Linked DNA regions of Homo sapiens: region 1 is linked to region 2. Evidence: read pairs that join two places in POLR2A ChIA-PET (ENCODE). Cell type or tissue: PC-3. All regions are shown on one strand. Links, peaks and the distances in the headings refer to the core of each region. The heading gives the core; the rest is flanking DNA.

Region 1 (11,029 bases), core at 4,105-8,104, 130 kb after region 2:
CTCTGTGAAAAATACAAATATTAGCTGCGTATGGTGTCACGTGCCTGTAATCCCAGCTACTTGGGAGGCTGAGGCAGGACAATTACTTGAGCCTCGCAGTCTGAGGTTACAACGAGAGCTGTGATCGTGCCACTGCACTGCAGCCTGGGTGACAGTAACAGAGCAATATTTTCTATATATATTTTGGAAAAATATTATATTTTGGCAGGATGGGGGCCGGACATGACCCATATACATAATATATATATCTATATATATATATATTTTGGCTGGGCGCGGTGGCTCACACCTGTCATCCCAGCACTTTGGAAAGCCGAGGTGGGGGGATCACGAGGTCAGGAGATTGAGACCATCCTGGCTAACACTGTGAAACCCTGTCTCTACTAAAAATACAAAAAAAGACAGGCACGGTGGTGGGCGCCTGTAGTCCCAGCTACTCAGGAGGCTGAGGCAGGAGAATGGCATGAACCCGGGAGGCAGAGCTTGCAGTGAGCCAAGATCACACCACTGCACTCCAGCCTGGGCGACAGAGTGAGACTCCATCTCAAAAAAAAAAAAAAAGAGATATATATATATATACACACACATACACACACACACATATATATACACATATCTATACACACACATATGTATACACACACATATATATGCACATATATACACACACACACATACACATATATATACACACACACAGATATATATATATATCTGTATGTGTGTGTGTTTATGCAAGAAGCATTGGGTCTGAACGCTCGCAAGGCCCTGTATCAGGAGCCCAGGAATATGTTGTGTGAACCAGGGCTGAATGGAGCACTCAGCTTGCCCAGCAGCAGCTGGGGGCATGGCCATAAGCAGTCCAGATTCCAGGGAAATGAATCAGTAACCCGGGGATGAATCAGGAGACGGGAATTGCAAGTCATCCCACCTCCACAAGGTGGAAACTTAGCCAGCACCTTTACCCGGCGCTGACCCACCCGTATTCTCATAAGAATGTCTGACGGTGGAGACGCTGATCCTGAGAGGAACCTCAGGCACGCAGGTTCCAACCCGGAGTCAGGCTGGAAAAGTTGAGGCTCTTCAAAGAGACTACGACTTTGAACCTGGGTCCATGTAAGCTCCAGTCATCCTTCAAGGAATGTGACTAACGTCATCCATTGATGAGGGCAGGAAAATGTCAGATAAAAGACATTTTCTGATAAGTTAACAGGTTACTTTCACAGTATGCACATTCTAAAGCCCTTGTTTTCACAAAGAGAGAGGAATACCTTTTATGTTAATAATAAAAAGTAGTTTCCCTGTTTGATAAATGTGCAAATATTTAAGGCTGTGGAGAAATAGGGACACTTTTATACTGTTGGTGGGAGTGTAAATTATTTCAACCGTTGTGGAAGACAGTGTGGCGATTCCTCAAAGACCTAGAACCAGAAATACCATTTGACCCAGCAATCCGATTGCTGGGTATATACCCAAAGGAATATAAATCATTCTGTTATAAAGATTCATACATGAGTTTGTTCATTGCAGCACTATTCACAATAGCACAGACATGGAATCAATCCAAATGTCCATCAATGACAGACTGGATAAAGTAAATGTGGTACATTTACACCATGGAATACTATGCAGCCATAAAAAGGAAAGAGATCATGTCCTTTGCAGGAACATGGATGGAGCTGGAAGCCATTATCCTCAGCAAAGTAACACAGGAACAGAAAACCAAATACTACGTGTTCTTGCTTATAAGTGGGAGCTGAACATTGAGAACACATGGACACAGGGAGGGGAACAACACACACTGGGGCCTGTCAGCAGCGGGGTGTGAGGTGAGGGAAAGCATCAGGATAAATGGCTAATGCATGTGGGGGGCTCAATACCTAGGTGATGGGTTGATAAGTGCAGGAAACCACCATGGCACACGTTTACCTATGTAATAAACCTGAACATTCTGCGCATGTATCCCGGAACTTAAAATAAAATAAAATTTTAAAAAGTGGAATTTGGGGGTGTCACAGTTCCTGCCTGGGCCCCCCATGGTTGGGCTCTGGCTGTCACTCAGAGGGATGAGGCTGGAGTGCCAGGCCCCAGCCAGATCAGGAAAGGCCTCAGAACTCACATTAAGGAGCTTGAATTTCATCCCGAGTTTATTGGGAAATTGTTGGTGGATGTTAAGTAGGAAGTAATGTGATCAGATTTGCATTTTAGAAAAATCAGTCTGGCTGCAGAGTGGATGGTGGAAGGGAGCAGGGCAAGGCTGGAGCCAGGGAGGACAGTTAGGAGACTGCTGGGGCCATCAGGGTGTACGTGTGTGTTGGGGAGGGGGCAGTGGTGGTCTGAGTCATCCAGAGGGCATATTATGGTGGCATGGATCATTTGGAGGGGGGGGGTATGGTGATGGCTTGATTCATCTGGGATGGGGTGGGGTTTACAGTGGCCCCCATCTTCTGTGAGGCTGGGGGAAGAAGTAACTGTGACCTGGATTAATAACTGGGCAGTGGGGAAAAGAGCCATGTGCAACCTACCCTCTGTGGCCCGTGCCAGGCACGGCTCATGTAACCCTCCTAGCAAACCTCTAGGGTAGCTCCACTGTGATTACTGCCAGCATTTTACAGGCAACGGCACAGGTGCACAAAGGGCTTACCCTTGCCACGGTCACAGCGGCGGGACCCCGGCCTCAGCAGCGGGACACCAAAGTCTGAGCTCAGGCTCAGAGAGACGTCCCAGCACTGTTTCAGAGGCAGCACTGTGGGGTCTCAGGGCTGGATTCCGGCTCGGGGGCAGGGTAACTTGTGTCTGGGTGGACTGTTCATGGGCTGCCCACCCTCACATGTGGACAAAGAACTCAGTTCCTGCTGTTCAGCCCGGAGCCGCCACCTCAGACCTGCTCATGCTGCAAATGGAGGGAAGGTGGCCCTGACCTGGGTGGGTGCAGAGGCGGCGCAGCTTCCCCAAGGCAGGCATGGACCAGACCGAGCTCTGACGCTGAAGGTCATGGGCAGCCCCGAGTCAGGGCCATGAAGGGTGCGGGGGACCCGGCCCACCATGCCTCTCCACCATCGCCAGTGTCCAGCGATCCCTTCCGCACCGGACCTGCCTGGGAGGGGAGAGGACAGCGGCCGCTACCTTCTTCTTCGCCGCGGCCCTCGTGGGTTTGGGGCGCCCTCTGCTGGACGCTTTTATGGCCTGCGGTCTGATGCCAGGACGGCCTCAGGGGTTTGGTGACGGGACTGGGAGGAAGTCACAGGGAGAAGGTGGCCGGCCGATCCCCTGCCGTGAGAAGGAAGACACAGGGCAAACGAGCCTATGCTTTTCATCTCCCAGTTTTCGTGCCTCTTTCAATAGGGGTCTACCCCGTCGGCACCCCTAAATCCCCCACCCCATCACCCACTACAGACTTTTAGTGCATTTTTTATTTAGAATTCATTGATCCCACAATAATCAATTAAAATAATATTATTTATTCAAATTATTCAAATATTATTCAAATTATTTTAATGGTTGGAAGTACTCTTCCTGCTTATGTATTGATTTATTGGCTAGTATTTGGGTGCACAGAACCACTCCCGCTAACAGCTCTCCCTGGAGTGGCCATGGTATGCCCCATTCTCCATCACCCAGCTTCATCTTCACTTCTATTTTTTTTTTTTTTTTTTTTTTTGAGACAGAGTCTTGCCCTGTCGCCCGGGCCGGAGTGGAATGGTATGATCTCGGCTCACTGCAAACTCTGCCTCCCCGGTTCAAGCGATTCTCCTGCCTCAGCCGCCTGAGTAGCTGGGATTACAGACAGCCACAACCACACCCGACTAATTTTTATATTTTTAGTAGAAATGGGGTTTCTCCATGTTGGCCAGGCTGGTCTCAAACTCCTGACTTCAAGTGATCTGCCCGCCTCAGCCTCCCAAAGTGCTGGGATAACAGGTGTGAGCCACTGCACCCAGCCAAATCTATTATCAAGCCCATTATTCAGATGAGAAAACTGAAGTCCTGGCAAAGATTAAGTCCCGTGTCCAAGGCCCTCGATCAACGCTGGGCCAGATTCCCAGGCCAGTGCTCTCTTTTGCCTTGCCAGCCCTCCTGGCAGAGCTATAGCAGGCCCTGGCTAACACACAGGGATCCCCGACTTGTGCCTGCTATGCCTCAGTTTCCTCCTCTGCAAAATAGAGATAACGATAACAGCACTTACCTCAGAGGGATCATGTGAAGAGGAAAGGAACTAATACTTACATATATAACATTCTTGGCCAGGCGTGGTGGCTCACGCCTGTAATCTCAGCACTTTAGGAGGCCAAAGTAGGAGGATCCCTTGAGCCCAGGAGTTTCAGACAAGCGTGGGCAACGTAGTGAGACCATCTCTACAAACAATTTACAAGTTAGCCAGGTGCAGTTGCATGCACCTGTAGTCCCAGCTACTCAGGGGGCTGAGGGGGGAAGATCGCTGCCCAGGAGGTCAAGGCTGTAATGAGCCATGATCGTGCCACTGCACTCCAGCCTGGGTGACAGAGCAAGACCCTATCTCAAAAGAAAAGAATAAGCATTAAAATACATACATATATATATAAAATAAAATCCTTAAAGCCTGGCACAAGATGACTTCTCAACAAATGTGGGGGCGAGACGCGGTGGCTCACACCTGTAATCCTGGCACTTTGGGAGACCGAGGTGGGCGGGTCATCTGAGGTCAGGAGTTAGAGACCAGCCTGGACAACATGGTGAAACCCTGTCTCTACTAAAAATACAAAAACTTAGCCAGGCGTGGTGGCGGGCGCCTGTAATCCCAGCTACTCGGGAGGCTGAGGCAGGAGAGTTGCTTAAACCTGGGAAGTGGAGGTTGCAGTGAGCGGAGATTGTGCTACTGCACTCCAGCCTGGGCGACAGAGCAAGGCTGTCTCAAAAAAAAAAAAAAAAAAATCAACCAAACAAAAATGTGGGGTTTTAGTATCCACCAGCCTAGTACTCTCAGCCCTGGTTGCAAATCCACCTGGGAGATTGATTGTAATTAACCAATTAGAGCAGGACTGCCTCTAATTGGTCTCAGGTGGAGCCCAAACACGGGCGTTTGTGGAATCTCCCCAGGTGGTTCTCATGTTCAAGCAAAGGTGTAAAGTGCCAGGCCAGAGCCTCCACCGCAGGGCTGGTGTCCTGGGTGCCCAGGACAGTGGGCGGCAGCTGGCAGGTGCCAGGAAATGCTGAATGGCTGCTTCATCGCCCTTGGTGTCTACATTGCTTGTTACTCAGCATCGGGAGTTTAGATGTCATCTCCCATCAGTTAGGAGGGAGGTCACCCACTCAGACCTAGGTCATCGGCTCTGAAATAAAGATGGGCTTTGTCCCATTCTGAAATTCCCTAATCCAAACATGAAGTCATCCCAGCCCTGCCTTTGGAAGTTCCACTCAGGACTGAGCCAAGAAGGAGCCTGCCTCTTTCTTTCTAAAGTCACAGGCTGCGGGGCTCTGGATTCCCGGGATACGTCCAAAGGAGAAATTTGGGTCTAGCAAGGATAGGGGGTTGAGCAGAGGTCACTGAGCTCCCGCCACGGGCATGGATCCGGGCTCACCCCTGCCAAGTTTCTTGAATCCCTCTCCCGGAAAGGATGATAAACATGAGTCTTCATTTCCTCAACCGAAAATGCCCTGCAGGTTCAGGATAGGAATGATGACGCGGGGCTGGCCTGCGTGGGGTGGGGCTACTGCACAACAGTCATGCAGGCTGGTGTGTGAGCCTCCCGGCAGCTCTTCCAGGATCAGCTGGTCCCCACTTAAAGACAGCTGTGGCTTGGAGGGGTTAAGTGCTCCAGAATCCATGCACAATTTGTTGGAGTGTGAAGCTATCCATACCTCTTCTAGTCTGTCTATATGGCAGAATAAGATGCGGCTGAAACATCAGGCAGGGGCCCAAGAGACTTTCTTAAATTGTCTCTTTAAAATAACATGATTTCCATCCTGGGCAACAAGGCAAAAACCCGTCTCTACAAAACGTACAAAAATTATTACTAGCTAGGCATGTGCCTGTAGTCCCAGCTACTTGGGGTGCTGAGTGGGGAGAATCTCTTGAGCTCGAGAGGTCAAGGCTGCAGTCAGCCATATTCATGCCACTGCACTCCAGCCTGGGTAACAAAGTAAGACCGTGTCTCAAAATAATAATAATAAAAATAATAATAATAATAAATGATTGGCTAGACGACGTAGCTCATGCCAGTAATCCTAGCACTTTGAGAGACCAAGATTGGAGCATCACTTGAGGCCAGGAGACCAACACTAGCCTGGGCAATAAAGCAACATCCTGTTTCTACAAATAATAAAAATAAAGTAAAATAAAATAACATGATGGAAGATGAAGAACAAGTCTGGGAAGCTACGTGTTTCCTCATGGAGAGATTGGATCACCCTCATCTCCAGCTTGGTGTCTTGTGACAAGAGGATGGCACCGCAAATGTTTGTTGACCTAAACATTTATTTATTCACTCTTCAAAAGATATTTATTGAGCGCCTACTGGGCATTGTATGAGCACTGGGAAATGGAAAAGAAACAAGACTGACAAGGTCCATGGGCTGATGGAGCTGATATTCCAGTGAGTGTGTGGGGAAAGGGGTGGGCAGGGGAGAGAGACAAAAAAGTAAACAAATAAACAAAGATGATGAAAGATCATAATAAGGGCTGTGTATCAGTTATCTATTGTTGTATAACAAACACTCAACAATGTATGGCTTAACACAACCTCCATTTATTTCCTCACAATTCTGCAATGTGGGCTGGGCTCAGCTGGGTGGTTCTTTTGCTGGTCTTGTCTGAGGTCACTCACAGCCTCAGTTGTCTGTCATCAGGTGGCTTGAGAGGGACTAGTCTGAACAATTAGACTTACTTTTTTTTTTTTTTAAGTTGAATTTACTTTAAATGCAGAAACCAAAGCATTTCACAGAAACCTCCAGCTGAAAAATCAGAAGGTACGGCCATCCTGAGCCCACATTTCTGCATGGCAGCAGAGCATGTGCTGGGCAGTGGCTGCCCCCAGGAGATGGGGCATTGCTCCCCAGGTTCCCACAGCGCTGGCTTCTCTCTGGAGATTTCTAACACTGAGCCTATGTATCCACTGCCATTAAGACCCCTCAATGATTGTTGTTCTGACTATAGAGCTGAGAGGAAAGTGACACCTCTCTCCAACCCATGGCTCTAATCACAGTGGAAAGTGAAAATGGGCTGAGAAGAGCCTGCTTTTGGTTATTTGTATTCGTTATTTCTCACCACCTTTGCTTCACTTTTGTAACCACTTTGGCCTTTGCAGCATTTTAACCCTTCTGATACAGAGTGGGAGGAGAGGGGCAGAGAAGTCTTCTGTAAACAGGTGACTTTGATGTTGTGTCCTGGAGGATGAGAAGTTGGTAGCTGGGCATAGTGTTAGGGGGAGATGCAGTACCAATGTCCTGAGAGAGCCCCATGGCTGCAGCCCAAGGTAAGGGACTTCTTGCAGGGTCTCAGAGGGCATGTGCAAAGTTTGGGTTTCATTCTCAATGCAGTGAGACAGGAGCAGGAGGTTAAATGGTGCAGCTGCCGTGGAAAACAGCTTGGTGGTTCCTCCTGCTAAACATGGAGTTACCGTATGATCCAGCAATTCCACCCCTGGGTATATAGGCCCAAGAGAAGTAAAAACAGGGACTCAAATGCTTGTACTCAAATACTCATAGCAATGCTATTCACATTAGCCAAAAGGGGAAACAACCCAAAGGTCCATCAATGAAGGAATGGATAAACAAAATGCAGTCTATCCATACAACGGAATATTATTCAGCCATTATGAAGGAATGGGGCGCTGACCCATGTGACAATAGGGATAAACCTGCAAAATACCACACGAAGGCAGAGAAGACCATCACAAAAGGCTACTTACTGCGTGGCTTCATTTATATGTGTCCAGAACTGGCACATTCCTAGAGACGAACAGCAGGTTACTGGTTGCCAAAGGCTGGGGAGAGGGGGAATGAGAGTGACTATTCATGGGTACGGGATTTCCTTTGAGGGTAACAAAAAAATACCTTTTGGAATTCGATCAATGAACGCCCAACATCATGAATGTGCAAAATGCCACTGAATTGTTCTCTCTAGAGTGGCTGACATTTGGTCAATTTTACCTCAATTAAAAAAAGGAAAAAATGAGGCCAGGTGCAGTGGCTCACGCCTGTAATCCCAGCACTTTGGGAGGCCGAGGCAGGCAGATCACTGAAAGTTGGGAGTTCGAGACCACCCTGTCCAACATGGTGAAACCCTGTCTCTACTAAAAACACACACAAAAAATTAGCCAAGTGTGGTGGCGCACGCCTGTAATCCCAGCTACACCGGAGGCTGAGGCGGGAGAATCACTTGAGGCAGAGGTTGCAGTGAGGTGGTGTCACGCCACTGCACTCCAGCCTGGGCAACAGAGCAAGACTCCATCTCAAAAAAACAAAACAAAACCAAACAAAAAACAAACAAAAAGGAATAGAAGATAGGGAACATAAAAGAGAAACAATCAACACTGCGGTAGCTACGTTGCTGGTGATATTGAGGAAATGAGGAAGCCATTCTCATACCCAAAGTGGTGTTTCCTGTAGACAACCTAGGGGTGTGCAAGACTCTGGCTGGAGAGGGGTGGGTTAGCGGCACCAGGAGGGGTCCTCCCACGTGTGCACCTGCCAGCTTTCCTGGTGGCCCCCCCACCCCCCGTGATCTTGCCCCAGCATCAGGAATTGGGGGCGATCTGGTCAGGCAAGTCTCCTACAGCACTTAAACCCACGTTTCCGAATTGGATTCAATGGGAGGCAGCTTCCCAGTTAAAAGTCCAGGGCCTGGAGCTGGGGGGTGACAAGGTGGGCCTCCCAAAGACACTGATGACTGAGAATCAGACTGCAAAGGCAGGGGCCGGGATTGGGTAGGCGGTTTACAGAAGGTGAGCAGGATCAGCAGGAATTGCTGGTGAAGGCAGGAGGGTGCGTCTGTCGGGACTCCTCGCCCTCACTGCTGTCTAACAAGAAAGCCCGGGTAAGGAGAGGCCTCCAGCAGCTCAAGTGGGCCCAGGGACTCCGGCTGTAGCGTCTGTGGAGCAGGACATTTGAGTGGCTCAGATCTAGGGAGAACAGGACAGCAGGCTCTGACCAAGGAAAGCCATGGCAACGTCCGGCCAACTCTGGAAGCAGATGGGTCATTTCCAAGATGTCCTGAGAAGGGTCCTATTCCCGAGTCCCTCCCCTCTGGACTCATCAGATTCTGACTTAGAGGGTGGGCTGCATCGTTTTCCTGTGGCTGCTGTAAAAAAGCCCCACACACGCAGTGGCCTAAAGCAACACGGATGTGTTATCTCATCGTCCAGGAGGCCCGGTGTCCAATGCTGGGCTGGAATCAAGGCGTCAGCAGGGCTGCTTCCTCCTGGAGGCTCTCGGGAGAATCTTTTCCTTGCTCCTTGCAGCTTCTGGAGCTGCTGCATCCTTGGCCTTCGGCCCTGTGCCCTGCTCCAGCCTCTGTGTTGGTTGTCACATCTCTCTCTGACCCTCCCGCCTCCTTGATAAGGACTTTTGTGACTGCCGTGGGCCCTGATAGCGTTTGGATGTCTATTCCCTCCAAATCTCATGTTGAAATGTGGTCCCCAGTGTTGGCGATGGGGCCGGTGGGAGGTGTTTGGGTCATGGATGCAGATCCCTCATGAATGGCTTGGTGCCCTCCCCATGGTAGTGAGTTCACTCAAGAGTTGATTATTCAAAGAGCCTGGCACATGGCCGGGCATGGTGGCTCACACCTGTAATCCCAGCACTTTGGGAAGACAAGCGGGGTGGATCACTTGAGGCCAGGAGTTCGAGATCAGCCTGGCCAACATAGTGAAACCCGATGTCTACTAAAAATACAACAATTAGCTGGGCATGGTGGTGGGTGCCTGTAACCCCAGCTACTCAAGAGGCTGAGGCAGGAGAATCGCTTGAACCTGGGAGGTGGAGGTTGCAGTGAGCTGAGATTGCATCAGGAGGTCAAGAGATCGAGACCATCCTGGCCAACATGGTGAGACCCCCGTCTCTACAAAAAATATAAAAATTAGCCAGGGTGGTGCGCACCTGTGGTCCCAGCTACTCGGGAGGCTGAGGCAGAAGAATTGCTTGAACCTGAGAGGCAGAGGTTGCAGTGAGCCGAGATCATGCCAATGCACTCCAGCCTGGGCAACAGAGGAAGATTCCAGCTCAAAAAACAAACAAACAAACAAACAAACAAAAAACCAAAAAGCCTGGCACCTCCCACCTCCCCTCTCCTTGCTCCCTCTCTTGCCATGTGACGCCGTGTGACGCACCTGCTCCCCCTTCACCTCTCGCCATGGCTACCAGCTCCCTGAGGCTCTCGAGCCGATGCTGGTGCCATGCTTGTATGGCCTGCAGAACCGTGAGCCATAAAACCTCTTTTCCATGTACATTACTCAGTCGCAGGTATTCCTATTTATAGCAATGCAAAACGGACTAACGCAGGCCCACTTTGAAAATCAAGAATAATTGTCTCATCTCAGAGTCCGTAATCACATCTGCAAAGCCCTTTTTGCCACGTCAGGTGACATATTCACTGGTTCTAGGAGTAGGGTATTTGGGGAGGAGTAGATGTATTTGTGGGGGCAGGTGGCAAAGATCAGGAATCTCAAGGTCTTTTTCCTGCAGAGGTGAGAACTCTGACAGGGAGGCCCCTGAGCGCAGCTGGGCTCTTCTGTCTGTGTCTCTGGGGTCCACTGGAGCAGAGGAAGCTTTGTTGGTGCCGGTCTCATTGTATTGTGTCTAATGACACAGAGATGGCATAAAGAGGAAAGGACAGCCAGAGAGAGAATACAGGCCTGGGTATCACACAGATGTGGGTCCGAATCCTGGCTCTGCCTCAGACAAGCCATGAGACTTGCAGCAAGTTTGTTTTTCTTTTTTTTTTGAGATGGAGTCTCACTCTGTTGTCCAGGCTGGAGTGCAGTGGCATGATCTCGGCTCAACATGACCTCTGTCTCCCCGATTCAAGTGATTCTCCTGCCTCAGCCTCCCAAGC
Region 2 (11,029 bases), core at 4,520-8,519:
GTGAAGAAGTAAACTGCAGAAAGATCTATATGACAGGATTCCTTTTATGTTTAAATAAAGAAACTCACATAAAATTATACCATATACTTTCTATAGAACCATCTGTTTGAATGTAAATATAAAGGAAAAAACCCTAGAAGGATGGGATATGGGGTAGGAACAGGGTCGGGGGTGGAGGAAGGGGAACTTCAGACTTTTCTGTTAAGGCACTGCTTTTCACAAGAATAATATACTTATATATATAGTACATAATTGAATTGTGTTTATTTAGTCATCAAGACTTAACAGAGGGGTTCAGCACCCAAAACAAATAAGCCCACGGACTGATAAGTATGCAACTTAAAAAAAAAAAAAAGGCCGGGTGCAGTGGCTCACACCTGTAATCCCAGCACTTTGGGAAGCAGACGTGGGTGGATCATGAGGTCAGGAGATCAAGACCATCCTGGCTAACACGGTGAAACCCTGTCTCTACTAAAAATACAAAAAATTAGCCAGGCGTGGTGGCACAAGCCTGAAGTCCCAGCTACTCGGGAGGCTGAGGCAGGAGCATCGCTTGAACCTGGGAGGCGGAGGCTGCAGTAAGCCGAGATCGCGCCACTGCACTCCAGCTTGGGCAACAGACCGAGACTCTGTCTCATAACAAAAACAAACACACACACACACACACACACACACACACACACACACACACTCAAAACAAGACACATTTAACTGGCTTCAAAGAAGAGGCCAGGCCAGGTGCAGTGGCTCACGCCTGTAATCCCAACACTTTGGGAGGCCGAGGCAGGAGAGGATCACTTGAGCCCAGGAGTTCAAGCCCTGCCTGGGCAATGGCAAAAACCCATCTCTACAAAAAATACAAAAATTAGCTGGGCGAGGTGGTTTGTGCCTGTAGTCTCAGCTACTCGGGAGGCTGAGGCAGGAGAATCACTTGAGCCTGGGAGGTCAAGGCTGCAGTGAGCCGTGATTGTGCCCGTGTACTCCAGCCTGGGCAACAAAGTGAGACTCAGCCAGGGTGAGCAAGCCCATCTCACGGATCAGAGGCGGCACAGGATGGAGCTCTCCAACAGGCAAGACTAAGGAAAGCCGGGGACTCATCAAATCAGTGTGCTCTGACGAGACACAAAAAGGCCAGCGATGCTGGTCACTAAGCTGCCCTGGTGAGCAAGTACTTTCGGCCCTTGCTTCGTCTTTCCGTTTGGATGGATGTGCTCCACGTCTGACAAATTCACAATGAAGTGACACTAAAAACGACCTTTCAAGGTGGCTGAGATTACTGTGCAAATTAGAGAACTACTTTCGGCTTCGTTCACTGCCATCGTTTGTTTCTGTCACTCATTCACCAATAACATGGTGGTCCCTGCTACATCCAGGCCCAGTGCTCAGGGCTGGGGGCAGAGTTGTACACACGGAGCACGTAGAGAGACATAAAGCAACCAATGGACAGTTGGTTATTATTTCATGTAAATTGTGCTATGAATCACATGCTATGAACTGTGCATTCATAAAGAGAATGACTGTCCTGTGGTGGGGGAATGGTCATGGAAGGTCCAGTGGAGGTGGCACTGAAGATGAGGCGGAGGGAATTAGGAATGAGTGAGTGAAGGCAGGAGGGAAGCTTAGTCTTGCTCTTAGCAGGAACTGCGGGCCTCAGGTGGTAGGGAGGAGGCTCCAGCTGAGAAAAGGAAACAGGACGCAGGGTAGGAGCAGTTAAGGAGCTCCGAGGTGCAGTAAGAGTGGGAGAGGCAGGGCCAGACAGAAACATACCTAGCCCTGTAGTCCTGATCAGAACAAGGAGTGTTTCCTAAAAGCAACAGCGAAGCATGAAGGATTCTTGAGCAGAGATGTGGAGTGCCCTTCTCTCACTCCCAGCAGAAAACAATGATTGAGCAGATCTGTGCTTCAAACGGCCCTTGTGTGCATCCATCCCCGCAGGGCCTGCAGACATTGGTTTCAAGACCCCCTGAACAGCCAGACATTGTGCAGCTGCCCTGGCCCATCATCCTCCACCCCCAAGGACGCCTGGTTAGAACCTTCTCACCATTCCGCTCAAACCTTCAGACTGCCGGGCTGATGGAAACATTCCCAAAATGTTTTTCTGTGCAATTGAGATGCCGGCCTGGAAAATCCCTGCTGCAAGCATTTCTTTCTCACAGGAGGCTACACCCAACTGTTTCGCTGCAAGATTCTGCGTCACAAAAGGGATATCCCCAGCTAATATGACATTCAAGCGAATGGAGAATCTGAGCTGCCTGAATTCAGGGTAATCGGCCCATCGGTGTGTGCTCTTCCTCGGCACTATCTAATCGAATTTTCTGTGTGCATGAATATAAATACTGTTGTCTGACCCACAGTGAACTTGTAAATAGCCTGATTATATCAACCTTAGTAGATCAGGTTTCCACAAACAGATGGACACCGTTCATTTTATTTTAATTTAAAATGAACACAATTTCCACTGGATACAGATAAAATTAATGACCTTAGAATCAACTTGCCTGTGAAAAAAAAACCTGATAATCATATTATTGCCCGAGAAGATCATAACAAAGTCTTGGTTTGGAATATCACGTGCTATTTTGAACTTAATGCCTTTTTCTATTTCCTTGGAATGAGAATATCCTGACACATTCTTCAGGGTGGACTCAACATCAGTGTGACTTGGCTTAAATGGCAGAGGATAGATCACCACCCCAAAATTACTGAAACCAAGAGATCCACAGGATCAAGACCAGACCAAGAAAATCTTATAAAATGGTAATCAAATCAACTTCCTATCAAAACCAGGCTCTTCTTAAATTGCAGATATCAACTTACTCAGCTCGCGAAGTAAGAACATGGAGACACAGGCTGGCCCCAAACAAATCCCCTGAGAAAATAAAAAGCTAACCCACAGCACATTCACTAATGATGATGAAGCTGTTTTGGACCACATTTCAACTTTGTTCCAACAACCCCTTAGAGTGAAATTCGGCAGCCTTCTCTCAGTGTTTATGCAACTGGGCCACTGCAGGCAGGAGCCACCGCCGGGGGCCGCCTATGTCTTAAGTGTCTCTACTTTATGAGTTTCCATGGGCAGGCAGCCCATGCTTATGGGTGTCGCTCTGAGAATGAGACGGACTCAGGCCTTAGCCCCTCTTGACTCCCTACCACTTCCCTAATCTGGAGCAAGTCATTTTACTTGCCTGAGCCTCAGTTCCCCCATCTAAGAATGGGTACAATGATAGCAGCTACCTCACAGGGTTACAGGGGGATGCAACGAGACTGTGGTGTGTGTGTAATGGACCAGGCACAATGTCTTCTGCAGGGCAAGCCCCTGGTGAGTGGAAACGATGATTGTTATTGTTCTGTCCGGAATGCCGGGTCTCTTCCCACCCGCCTCGGCCTGACGGCCAAGACTCTGCACCCAGGGCTCTCTCCACCCTCTGTGAGTTCCCCGACACCTTCAGCTGACCCTTGCCCTGCACCCCACGCATGCAGCCCCCACCACCCCAATCTCTTGCTGCCACTTCATACCACAGGGTGTTTCCCTGCTCAAAGCGGGAGGCTCCTGAAATCCTCATGGCTAATCCTCCACTGAACTTTCACCAAACTCCCATTTGGGGCATTTCTTTTCTTTTCTTTTCTTTCAACAGAGATGGGCGTCTCACTATATGGACCAGGCTGGTCTCGAACTCCTGGCCTTAAGCGATCCTCCCATCTCAGCTTCTCAAAGTGCTGGGGTTACAGGAGTGAGCCACCGTGCCCAGCCTCTATTTGGGTCTTTTTTTTTTTTTTTTTTTTTTTTTGTCTTTTTTTTGGAGACGGAGTCTCTCTCTGTCACCCAAGCTGGAGTACGGTGGTGCAATCTTGGCTCAGAGCGACCTCTGCCTCCCAGGTTCAAGCAATTCTCCTGTCTCAGCCTCCCAAGTGGCTGCAACTACAGGTGCGTGCCACCATGCCTGGCTAATTTTTGTATTTTTAGTAGAGACAGGGTTTTACCATGTTGGCCAGCCTGGTCTTGAACTCCTGGCCTCAAGTGATCCGCCCACCTCGGCCTCCCAAAGTGCCGGCATTACAGGTGTGAGCCACCGCCCCCAGCCTATATGGGGCGTTTCTATCCAACTTTATTTCTCAGGATGCCCCGACACTCCAGGCCAAGGCAGGCTCACACGTGAACATTGTGACGGCCAGGACGGTGAGCAGGGGGGACCCTGCTCTGAGTCTGTAGCCCAGTTCTGCCATGACTGGTCCTGAAGTTTCCAGCAACTTACTCTTAAAGTCACACTAATATGTCATGGGAAAAATGCCAGACAAAATCATACATGCCAAACAACTGCACAGATGTGGAGTTCACAAGCGGGCAAAACCATTAGACACTGATACAAGCCAGGAGAGCAGTTACCCCTGGGGAGAGCAACGGCTGGCGGGAGGTGCAGGGCAGGGGGTGGGGTACTGCTCAGTATGTTGTCTCTTGATTTGGGCGCTGGTTACACGTGCGTGCTGAGTTGGCAAAAATTCACTGAGCTGTACGTGTGCATGCTTCCGGATGTATGTGACGCACGTATGTTTCTATAACAACATTTTACTGGAAAAAAAAAAGACAAGCAGTGCCTCAGTTTCCTCATCTGAAAAATGAGAGGTATTAACACCTACCACAAAGGCTGGTGCTGTTGTCCCTCGGCCTCCTGCTCTAAATAAGTTCTACCCACTTCATCAAAGGTCATGAACCAGGTGTCCACCTGAGGTAGCCAACCCTAATTCTGCATTTATAGAAAGAAGGTTCCGGAGACGGGTTGTGCTACAATGTGAATATACTTAACACTATTGATCTGCACACTTAAAAATGGTTAGGACAGGGCATTATGTTCTGTGTATCTTATCACCATTTTTTTAAAAAGATGAACTATAAGAGAATATTCTTATCCTGACGATCAATTTATAATGCCCCCGAGTTAATGACAGGTGAGAGAGGTACCGAATAGCAAGCACACAGGCCACACTGGGTCCATCCAGGGCACACCCTCCCTGCATGGCGCAAGGTAAGATGAAGACTTCCAATTGCCACAGCAAGGCAAGGAGCACTCCCAAGTACCTTTGGTCATCCTCACAACAAGTTCCAGGTCACCCTCAGCAAGCTGGAAGCCTTCACACCAAACAAGCCTCTCCTCGTGAAATTTTAATAATTAACACTTACCTGATTTCAAAGGTTTTACAGGGAAATTAATCTTCATACTGGCTGGTTATGGCTGCTCTGCAAAGCCAGGGGTCGGGGGATGCTTCGGGTCCCTGCTTATGAGTTTACACTGCAAACAGGGATCACATCAGCCCACAGCACACAGCAGACAAGAGGTCCCTTGTCACCGAGGTTCCCTGGGCCCTCAGGTGACACGACTCTCTCTGGGAGGAGATCCAAGATGCTCTCGCCTTGAAGTCAGCGTGGACAATTTTCTCAAAAACCTGGAACATGTAAACTGACCTGGAGTCCTAGGAGCTTGTGGGAATGCTCAAGTGCAAAACTTTCTATCACTGTAACAGCTTGTCAGCCAGTTCAGAGTCTGGGGTGACCTCGGTAATTTATGGTGGGAGGGGAAGGTGGGTAACAGGGTCCAACATCTGTAAACGAGTGTCTGAACACTCAAGGGCAACTGATCACCAAACTGACTGATGCTTCAAATGAGGACGTACCTTACAAAAAGTCAACATCAATGGAAATAATAATAATTGTATTATTACTAATAGATTAAGGGCTTTTTCTATGCCAGGCACAGTACTACAAAATTCACGTGTCTGATCTCATTCTTGCTAGTAGCTTCATGCAGCTTTTTCTGACTAGCTCCACTTAGAGAAAGAACGTACAACAGCTGTTTAAAAAAAAAAAAAAAAAAAGCATTCCAGTGCTATACCATGAGCAGAAGTGACAGGAAAGAAGCACAGGGAAGCATCATGAGACACAGCCCACGAGAAGGTTAAATACACTGGAATTTTATGCATGTGAGATTCTCAGACAGCATTTGGCTGTGTGACCTTGGGCAGGTTGCTTGACCTCTCTGGTGCCTCAGTTCCTTCATCTTTAAAAGGAGAGGGCTCAATTTTAAAAAAATTATGGGCCACGTGGTGGCTCACACCTGTAATGCCAGCACTTTGGGAGGTTGAGGCAGGCAGATCACTAGGTCAGGAGATCGAGACCATCCTGGCTAACACAGTGAAACCCCGTCTCTACTAAAAGTACAAAAAATTAGCTGGGCATGGTGGCAGGTGCCTGGAGTCCCAGCTACTCAGGAGGCTGAGGCAGGAGAATGGCATGAACCCGGGAGGCAGAGCTTAGAGTGAGCCGAGATCACGCCTCTGCACTCCAGCCTGGGAGACAGAGCAAGACTCCGTCTCAAAAAACAAACAAACAAAACACTATGAAGCTGGAATAAAACAGCACAGTGGCAGAGCAAGGACAGTATATCAGTGGTAACTAACAGAAAGCCTAAAAGGAAACTTAGCACATATTTGAAAAATTTAGTATCTGATAATAGCAATATTTTAAAGCAATGGGAAAAGGGCACACTATTGAGTGAATGATAACAGACAATCCATTAACTATTTGGAGGGAAGGAATAGCATTATTCCCTGCCTCACACCTTATACCAAAAATTTATCCTGGGTGTAGGTGCTTAGTTCTAGGTTAATTTTACAGTTCTATAGTTTTGTTTTTTTTTTTATGGGGAATGTTTGCTCAATCTTAAAATTTGGAAGAACTCTCTAAGCCACGAAGACACTAATTAAGAAGTCACTAATTAAGACACTCAACTCTGACCACAGAAAAATATATAACTTCTATATATCAATAAATACCTCAAACAAAATCAAGAGACTAGAAAAACAAAAAAAGTTGGAGAGTAATAACTGCTACATAAATGATTTGAAAAAGGATGAACAGTTTTCTATATTTCAAAAGAAACCCTTACAATCTTTTTTTAAAGACACATGCCATAATTGAAAATAAAACACACAAAGAATATAAACAACTTGCGGAGCAAATGCAAACAGTCAACAAACCCATAAAATGAGGGCAGTGAATGAGGTTTAATGGAACAAATCCTGACTGAGGGCCACTGGGCAACATTCACAATTTTAAAGAGCTCAGAGTCCACTGCTATTGGGTATGTGTGGCCTTGCTGTGTGGTCAAAAGGGTGCATTCCTGAAAGTCCTGGCTTTGAAACGCAGCCTGGCCACAGGCTGCCCGGGTGCAGGAACCAGTGTGGCCCAGCTCCAGCGTGGAGATGCTCTGACCCACAGGCAGCCGTGGTAGCCGTGAGCAGTAGCTCTCACGGGGCCCTCTCCTGCCCTGCCTGGAACCAGATGGTGGAGAGAAGAAAATGCTCATCTCTGCGCCCTTCCTTCCCATCTGCGGTCACCTCAGCTGCCCAGAAGATGCTCAAGGTGATGGAGATGGAAGGAAAGGGCAGGAGAGGTTCACTGCCTCCTTCTGACTAGTGTTCCCTGCGGCCCTGCATGGACTCCACCCCGGTCATGCTCTCAGATCTGCTAGTGCAGCCCTCTGATTGTAAAAATAAAGCACATAGGCCAGGCGCGGTGGCTCATGCCTGTAATCCCAGCACTTAGGGAGGCAGAGGCAGGTGGACTGCCTGAGCTCAGGAGTTTGTGACCAGCCTGGGCAACACGGTGAAACCCTGTCTCTACTAAAATACAAAAAATTAGCTGGGCATGGCGGCACGTGCATATAGTCCCAGCTACTCTGGAGGCTGAGACAGGAGAACTGCTTGAACCCGGGAGACGGAGGCTGCAGTGAGCCAAGATCACACCACTGAATGCCAGCCTGGGTGACAAAAAGAGACTCCGTCTCAAAAAAATAAAAATAAAAATAAAAACAATAAAGCACATAATGACAATAATATAAAAAATCATGCACATAACCTTAGCTACCATGTACTGAGTGGCTACCATGTACTTAACAGGCAAACTTTATTCCAATGGACAAAGTGAGTGCTGCAAAGTTTGACTGACTGATGATTCATTCATTCGTTCACTCACTCAAAACTATGTACTGAGCATCTAGCAGGTGCCAGGCCCTGTTCTAAATGCTGGGGATACAGTCATGGGGAAAAAACAGGCAAACCCCTGCCTTTCTAGTGGGATGGAATAATAAACAAAATAAGTAAGAAACGCGTGGTCTGTCAGATGATAACATATGCTCAGGAGAAAAAAACGTAAGTCAGGGAACGAGAAATAAAAAATTGTGGGAGTGGGTGCCAACTTTTTGGATGGATGGAATGATCAAGGACAGCCCAAGGAGGTGACTTCTGACAGGAGACAGGAGGGAAGCGAGGGAGCGTGTGGTGTGGGTGTTTAGACAACAGGCATCCCAGGCAGAGGAAGCAGTCAGGGCAAAGGCCTCGAGGCACAGCAGGCTTGGCGTGTCCAAGGAGGCAGCCCAGATCACACCATCAGTAAGGGAGGGAGGCTTTCACTTGCCATGCTGTCTGGGCAGAGAGGCGCAGGAGGCAACACGGTGTGTCCAAGGTCACACAGTTAATCATTGAGAGATCAGCCAAGCATGGCACACTGGAGTCAGGGCACAGAGCTGCATCCCAGGGAGTCACACCCCTCCACATCCCAACACTCTGATGTCACACCTCCACCTTCCTTGGAGGCTCCTGGAGGAAAGGCCCAGGTGACAGCTCTTCCCTGGCACCAGGTGGGTCTCCTGGCTTCGCCTCCCGCTGCCTCGGGACCTGGGAAAGGTTCTCCCGACTCAGCTGCTGGGCAAGCCGAGGCCTCCTGTGGTGGCGAGACTGAGCGAGGGCAACAGCGCTAGTCCCTGGGGAGGCTCAGGGCGACCCCCGGGATTCTAAAGGTACTTAGAGACTGCGAATAAGTTCAGGGATTTATCTGTTGGGCTCAATGTATTGGCCTGGCAGGAAAGGTCATTCAGGAAATTTTTCAAAATTAGTGATAGTCAATCTTCTAAAAGACAATTATATCTGTGCGTATACCTCCTGCATCAGCGTGTGGAACATACACGCACACGCAGGTGCACACACACTTCTACCTAACACACGTCCGAATGTGAACACCACTTGTTCAACTTCGACATCTAATGATGAGGTGATCCGTGGCCAGCGTGAAGATACGCAGAAAGCATGGACTCCTGAGCCCTGGGACTGCAGTCTGAAAGCAGCGGAAACACTTCGGACCTGGGCACCTTGCGCACCTCGCTTCTTTAGCTGTCCTTGGCCTCGATTTCCTTATCTGTAGAGTGGAGCTCACCAGATTGCTAGGAGAACTACAGAATAAAGCGCCCGACTTAGTGCCTGACATCCAGAAGAAGCGCCATGAAATGGAAGCTATCAAATCGCAGGACAGTTTTAGAAGTATGTGCAGTGCAATCATTTCATTTAGAAGACAAACCAAACCCATGTAAGCAAATTTATGAGCCATTTCTAAATACAAATAGCAATGGAGGTGAGATAATCAACAACTAGCCCCAACTAGTAATTTGCAACAGAAATGAATGTTTCTTAGTCAATCATCTTCTGTTTCCCCCTTCCTGGTGGTGACATGGTTTGAATCAGCCAGTCTGGGAAAAGCCATGACACACGGGTTGACCTCTTGAAAGCAGTTAACTTGGAAGGAAAAGGAATGATTCTTAAACCCAGTGAACCCAGTTCTCCAAGCAAAGGTCGGGCGGCAGGCCCAGGCTTGCCCCTCGAGGTGTGGCCCGAGCCTCCTCAAGCCATGTGAGCACGTCACAGAGATGCCTCAAGTGTCCCAACTTCCTACTTGGTCAGCACTAACCATGCGGGTAGAGACGGCCTGGTGTGAAAAACAAAACACGGGTAGGGTCGTAGAATCGAGACTGGACTGAGGGCATTGATGTCCCAAGGGCCTCCTGAACAACAGACCATAAACCAGGTGGCCTGCATATCAGCAATGTGCTTTCTTAAAGTTCTGGAGGCTGAGAGTCCTAAGTCAAGATGTCAACAGGGTTGATTTCCTCCGGAGGCTCTGAGGCAGGATCTGCTCCACACCTCTCTCAGCTTCTGGGGCTTCTGGGGCTGCCAAAATCCTTGGCATTCCTTGGCTAGCAGCTGAATCTGTCTCTGCTGTCACACGGTGCTCGTCCCTGTGTGTCTCTCTGTGTCTAAGTTTCCCTCATCTTTTACGGACACAGTCACTGGATTTGGGCCCACTCTCCTCCAGCATGACCTCCCGCATGACCTCCAGCATGATCTTAACTTGGTCGCATCTGCAAAGTCCCTATTTCCAAAGAAGGTCATGCTCACAGGTACAGAGACTACAGCGTAAACGTGCCTTTTGAAGGCTACAGTTCAACCCATAACAATGACGATCCCAGAAGACATCAGAACAAGCTCAGGCTAGCTGGTGGCTACGTTCGACAGTTCAGCAGGAGAAGGGCGGGTGGGCTGAGTACTCAGGGCTCGCTTTTCCAATTATTCTCCCTGGGACGGTAGAGAAATTTCTTTTTTATGCAGAAGAAGCTGAACTGATCGAAGATAATGTATGTAAAAGAGGGTACGTGCCTAGCACACAAATGCCACTTAGTGATGCCACCTTGGATGGATCTGGAGGAGGCTCGAAGCTCTGACACTCGGTGACATTTCCACTACCCGGTGACACAGAAGCCTCGGAGGTAGCAGCCACGCGGGCACCCAGCTAAGGGAGAGATGTGGGAGGCGGGCGGGAGAGGCTCTGCTCTGCCTTGGGAAGCGGTGAGGAAAGCTGAATAAAGGCGCAGGCTTTTGTGAGCAGAGGCAAGAGACTCGAGTGAACTGCCAGGAAAGTCAGCTGCCAGGGGTGCCAGGTGAGTCACTGACTCAGACGGGCTACACCGATCCCACAAAAGACACGTCCTCCCACCAAGAGAAATCTGTTTGACTTTAGAAAAGTACAGGTTACAGTGATACTCACTACACACCCCACCTTGCAGCGCAACAGAGGCGAGACGGGAGGAACAGGAACTGCACCTAGGTCCCTGAGGGATCCGGATCCACCTTTACTGGGATTTTATTTCCC

The links. Peaks named below come from ENCODE experiments on the same cell type or tissue, not always from the same donor. Only the 100,000 strongest peaks of a DNase experiment are listed, where the experiment ranks them.
Region 1: POLR2A ChIA-PET joins it to region 2 with 6 read pairs; 6 of 35 experiments call an interaction of 5 or more read pairs at or near these places.

The regions. Positions count from the first base shown.
Region 1 is chr16:81,395,847-81,406,875 of GRCh38, reverse strand. No RefSeq gene overlaps it. Among named protein-coding and RNA genes, the nearest start is that of MIR4720, 16 kb to the right of the region's middle. RefSeq lists enhancers at 3,049-3,128, 8,528-9,078, 9,079-9,629. In PC-3, for the core only: no CTCF peak of the experiment used is centred there; a DNase peak (open chromatin) is centred at 5,625; H3K4me3 peaks cover 614 bases; H3K27ac peaks cover 2,637 bases.
Region 2 is chr16:81,530,306-81,541,334 of GRCh38, reverse strand. All of the region lies in intron 1 of CMIP (c-Maf inducing protein), which reads right to left. MIR7854 (microRNA 7854) reads right to left here and starts at 7,433; the gene lies at 7,369-7,433. RefSeq lists enhancers at 8,054-8,553, 8,554-9,055. In PC-3, for the core only: no CTCF peak of the experiment used is centred there; no DNase peak of the experiment used is centred there.